Linked DNA regions of Homo sapiens: region 2 is linked to region 1. Evidence: chromatin contacts called from ENCODE Hi-C or POLR2A ChIA-PET data. All regions are on one chromosome and are shown on one strand. Each heading gives the region's core, a stretch centred on a gene start or an enhancer-like site at or near the end of the contact. The rest is flanking DNA. Distances are from core to core; before and after follow the strand shown.

Region 1 (2,678 bases), core at 70-2,569:
ATGTCACTAGGGCAGTGGGGAGACGTCTTAACTCTGCTGCTTCCCAAGGATGGCTGTTTATAATTTGGGGAGAGATAGGGTGGGAGGCAGGGCAATGCAGGATCCAAATCCTCATCTTACTTTCCCGACCTTAAGGATGTAGCTGCTGCTTGTCCTGTTCAAGTTGCTGGAGCAGGGGTCATGTGAGGCCAGGCCTGTAGCTCCTACCTGGGGCCTATTTCTACTTTCATTTTGTATTTCTGGTCTGTGAAAATGATTTAATAAAGGGAACTGACTTTGGAAACCATGTCCTCATGCTTTCTTTGTAGCCTTGGTGTGTTGCTCCCACTTTTATTGGTGGTGTTTACTGCTCTGGTCAGACTGGGCAGGGCCTTCCTGGCCAGCCGGGAAGCAAGTCTCGAGGTACATCCTGTTCTGTTCCCGGCTGGACGAGCATTGGTTTTCACCCGCCTCTGCCCGGATGGGCCACCTGAGAGTCTAGAAATGAGAGCTGATCTGATTAGGAAGTTTCTCCCAGTTACACTCCATTAGCCAACCAAGCTAGGGGGAGGCAGCTCTTGGCTGCATCCTTACCTATGAGTCAAGGGTCTTCCAAGGCTTTCGATAATGAAATCAGGATTGACTGTCCTTCCCGCAGCCGGGGGAGTGGAAACCTGAGCCTGGAGAGTCGGGGAGGATGAGCGTGTGCGTAGAGTGGTGGTGGTTGCAGCCTGGTGGTGGTGCAACAAAGTACGGAGTTATATGTGAAGCTTTTGTTCTTACGGGAAGAAGGGGGTATACAAACTTCAGTGTAGGGAGGAACCCATGTCTGAGAAGGGGCCTAAAAGGAGATAAAGGTCACTAATGAGGAATGCAGAGCTGCCAGACTTCTTCACGGTGGCTCTAAATCTGAATTGACACAGGAGGGTGGCCACGTTGCGCGCGTTCTCAGCACTCAGGTGGTTGTATCAGGAAGCCGCTTCAGTCAGCCGGCGGCTACCTTCTTGCCGGCGTAGCTCGATGATACTGTGCTCTGTGCAGGCGGCGGAGCCCGGGAGGGGCCGCCAAGGCAGTTTCTCTAGGCAGTCGTCTCGGTGGCCATTTTACCCGAGCGCTCCCGGCTGAATTGCGTCAGTTTCGCCCCGGTCTGAGACTGGGGCGGGCCCCTCATCTGCAAGCCTCATGAATAATTGAGTGCTGGGCCGCGCCTGTTTGCCGACGGTGGGACGAATTCTGCACGGGCTTCCCACTCCCGGGTTCCAACCGGCTCATGCATATTCATGAAGCGCCCTGGGGGCGTGGACCTGGGCGGAGTTGGGGCGGGGCCCCGCCGGGGCTCGCAGTGGCTTCGTCCCGCGGTGACGGCGGCGGCGGCGGCGGTAGCAGCGGCGGCGGCGGCGGGGACTGGCATCGGGGCCCCGAGCCGAGCGGAGCCGGACCCCGGGCGAGCGCGTGAGTGCGCGGGGGCGGTCGGGCGAAGGAGGGGGCGGGGTCCGGGATGGGGCGGGGGAGGGGCATGGAAGGAGTGGGTGCTTTCCAGCCGACACCTCGGGTTGAGGTGGTGGTGGTCGGGGGGTCACCAGGAAAGTTTGCAGGGGCCGAGGGCGCTGGGGACGCTGGAGGCCCGGGGGAAGGTGGCGCGTGTGCGCGGAGGCGGAGGGCGCATGGCTTGGAGCTCGTGCTGGCAGAGCCAGAAGAAAGGGGGGAGGGGGCGAGGGCTTGGGGCGGGGCCGGGGGCGGGCAGAGCCGCTGGAGGGACCCCTGCCTCCCCTTCCTCCGGGCCGCGCTAGCCCCCTCCCCCGGCTCCTTCGGCACGCCCCCAGCCACCCCAGTCCGCCCCCACCTGATCGACGTCTGCAGCCCACCGTCTGTTCGCCGGCTGCTTCACAGCCCGCTCACAGGTCCTCCGCTTCTGCCGCCACCGCAGCCCCCTCCTCCTCCTCCTCTTCGGCTGCCGCCGTCCCTTCTGTGTCCAGAGCTCCCCACTGGGCCCCTCCAGACAGCCCATTGCCCGGGGCTGTTCCATCTTCCCGTTGGCCCTCCCTCTTTCCAGCAGTTTACGTGCTGTCCCTGCCGACCTCTCTAGCCTCGGATCCGGCTGGAGATCCTGGGGTCCATAGGGGCGACCCCGCCTGCGCCGAGTCCCCTCCGGGGCTGGAGCTGCCCAGCCCTTCTGGAGGCCTTATCTGCCAGGGGTCAGCTCGTTTCTACCCTGCTACCCTCTACCCCCTGGTCTCTTGAGGGTGGGGAGTGCTCAGAACCGCTGCGAATCGCAGCTTCTGGCCACAGCCTTGGTGGCCTTGGTCACCTGGGGCCCCTGGCTGGGGTCTCTGAGTTGCTGTGGCCACCTCCGCACCTGGGGACTCTGAGCCCGCCTTCATTGCTGCAGCCCCTCATACCGCAGAGGGGCCCATCAGAACCCCAGGTGAAAGGATTTTTTTGGTTCTGAGCCAATTAATTTCCATCTCCAACCACCCACACTATGTTCCTAGTAATAATGTTCAAGGACAAGGAAACAATCTTGTGTTTTAATTTTATTTTTTCTATCATGTGCCCCTCCCCCCACCACACTTGGCCTGGCTCTGCACAGTTATTCACCCACCCACAGTGGGCAGTCTTCCGTGGTGGTTAACTGACCAATGGGTTGACAGTACTGGGTTTCTCTACTGTCTTCATACCCTCTCCCATCTTTGAAACAC
Region 2 (2,678 bases), core at 84-2,583, 270 kb before region 1:
GGTCTCTGATTCCAAACTCCCTGCTCATAACTACATCATCTGCTGAGTATGTGATACCAACTTGCGCGTGCACACACACACACACGCACATACACACACCCCTACCTACCTTTCTCCTGGGATCCTGCACTTCTTAGCCTTATTTCTAGTCCATGACCTCCCAGACCACTGGGACCTCTCACTGCTATTGACCCCCACCCAGACCCACGTATGTTTGCTACCATTCTTCCCTGTCTTCACAGGCCCTAGCCTGGGACCACCGTCTGTGTCACAGCAGCCAAACCTCTCCTCCCCACAGCTCTTTTCTACAACAAACTCTTGCTTTGATATCACAAAATGCTTCCCATCTCCTTGCCCTATGTGATCCTCCTGCCAAGCCTGCTTGGTGGACAGGGTGGGATCTGTTTATTCAACATTTTATAAATCAGGAGGAGTAGGCTGAGAAAAGTGACGTCCTCAGGACCACGCTGCGCAGCTCCTACATGGCCCGCCAAGATTAGAACTTGCATCTGTCTGAGTCCTGAGCTCTTTCCACCATCTACGAGTGCGTGTGCAAGGATCACACTCAATGATCCCAAGAGGAGCTCTCCTCATTCCCCGGAGCCTGAAGGGTTAATCCTCAGCCACCGCCCGCACCCCGCACCATCCCGCCTCCCGTCTCCACCCCCGTCCCCCATCCCACAAGGGACCACATACCCCAGCCAGCAGCAGCAGCAGGAGGGTCAGCAGGGTCAGCCTGGAGGCCATCTGGGCGGCGACGTCAGCGGACCTGCGGAGCCAGCCAGCCTCGGAGCCAGCTCCCACCCTGGGAGCCCAGGGGCCCCCACCCCGCCCGGGGCCCGCCCCCATTCCGTCTCAGGCCCCAGTCCCTCTTAGCGAATTCCCTCCTCCTCCCTCCTGGGGCCACCTTCTCCCTGGCTCCTCCCTCTGTTTTGTTTTCCCCAAACCGCTTCCCTTTCCCGGCACCGGCTGGCCCTTCCTCTCCCCGTGGGCCCGGGTCTCTGTCCATCTGTTCAGTCGGAGGGGAGGTGGTGGGAGGGGGAGGGGGTCCTGCTTTAACCAAACAATGAGGCCAGAGGCGTGGGGGAGGGGAGGTCCTGGGGGGCTGAGCACAACAGGCCTGAGGCGGGAGGGGCTGGGGTAGGAGGAGGCAGAAGTCCCAGGTGGAAGCAAGCCTATAGAGACCCCCGAGATCAAGGCGGGCAGGAAGGCGGGGGTGAGGAGACCCCCTCCCTAGACCTCTTCACTCCATGCTTTCCACCCTACTCCCCACCCCTGCCCAGCACCAAACCTACTCCAAACTTCTGGTCACCAGGCAGCTCCAGTGCAGACTGAGTAGAGAGTCCCCCAGGGTCAGGGAGGGTGGGGTGCGGGGGGGGCAGTCTTAGCTATTGGCTGGCCCGGGACACTGCCCAGTTACAAATTAAGGAAGATTGATCGCTGGTGTGAGTTCCTGTAAATCAGGATGGGACGGAATGGGACTGACCGCTTGGTCTTCTTTGTGGGCCAGGCCAGGAATTTAGCCCAAATCCCCTGGTAGGTGGGGTGAACGGGGAAGCTTGGGTGCAGTTCTCAGCTTTACACAACCAAAGCTTCCCCCGCGTCTTCATGAGTAACAATAAAAACAGCATGTACACAAAATGTGCTCCGCAGTTTTTAAAGGAATGAACTTTTTGGAAATTGCTCACCTCCGTTATTCCTCAAAGTAACCCTTTGTGCCCCATTGTACCCATTTGATAGTTAAGATACTGAGCCTTAGAGCAGTGAAATGTCGGGCCCTGATCACCCTCATTTGGAGAAGTATTCTGAAGCCTAATCCCTGCTCCCATCTCCCCTGTGCCCTGTAGGTGTTCTGCCATTTTTGCTCGTAGAGACCCATAATCAGTAGTTCTTTGTATAACAGACAACGGATGTGAGGCACCCAGCTCAACAAGCATTCAACCTAATTAAAAAAAAAAAAAAAAAAAAAGCTAGCCGGGCACGGTGGCTCACGCCTGTAATCCCAGCACTTTGGGAGGCCGAGGTGGGTGGATCACTTGAGGTCAGGAGTTTGAGACCACTCTGGCCAATATGGGGAAACCCCGTTTCCGCTAAAAGTACAAAAATTAGCTGGGCAGTGCAGGCGCGCACATGTAGTCCCAGCTACTAGGGAGGCTGAGGCACAATCACTTGAATCTGGGAGGCAGAGGTTGCAGTGAGCTGAAATTGCACCACTGCACTCCAGCCTGGGTGACAGAGCAAGACTGTCTCAAAAAACAAATAACTAACTAAATAAATATTTAAAAACTTGAAAGCTGGGGTGTATGTGTTTGCGACTAGGGCTCCACAATAGACCTGGCTGGCTGTGTGAGCCAGCAAGTTGCTTTCCCCCTTGACGTCTGGCTGTCCTCGAAATCTGGCTGTCCTCGACATCTAGCTGTCCTCTCAGCATTGCCAGATAAAACACACGAAGTAGGCAGGCCTGGGGGTTCATACCTGTAATCCCAGCCTTTTAGGAGACTGAGGCAGGAGGATCCCTTGAGCCCAGGAGTTCAAGGCTGCAGTTAGCATTGATCATGCCACTGCACTCCAGCCTGGGCAACAGAGTAAGACACTTGCTGTCTCTAAAAAAAAAAAAAAAAACTTACATTGGGATATACTTATGGTAAAAATGCTTACATTGGAATATACTTATGGTA

The links. A loop is a pair of places that touch in the nucleus more often than their neighbours do. ChIA-PET counts read pairs that join two places held with the same protein, here RNA polymerase II (POLR2A). Pooled maps may share reads with other maps.
Region 2: a pooled map shows a loop between it and region 1 (2.2-fold over the local background). The contact joins the promoter of SERPING1 here to the promoter of TNKS1BP1 in region 1. A Hi-C loop is called at or near these places in 5 of 50 pooled maps. POLR2A ChIA-PET finds 5 or more read pairs at or near these places in 3 of 52 experiments (Caco-2, H1 and WTC11).

What each region holds. Positions count from the first base shown.
Region 1 is chr11:57,323,593-57,326,270 of GRCh38, reverse strand. TNKS1BP1 (tankyrase 1 binding protein 1) reads left to right here and starts at 1,319. Exons shown (of 12, transcript NM_033396.3): 1 at 1,319-1,431. It overlaps SSRP1 (structure specific recognition protein 1), which reads left to right. Exons shown (of 17, transcript NM_003146.3): 17 at 1-283. RefSeq lists enhancers at 153-1,026, 1,056-1,105 and a silencer at 1,236-1,515.
Region 2 is chr11:57,596,340-57,599,017 of GRCh38, reverse strand. SERPING1 (serpin family G member 1) reads right to left here and starts at 1,333. Exons shown (of 8, transcript NM_000062.3): 1 at 1,296-1,333; 2 at 697-769. The coding sequence starts at 747.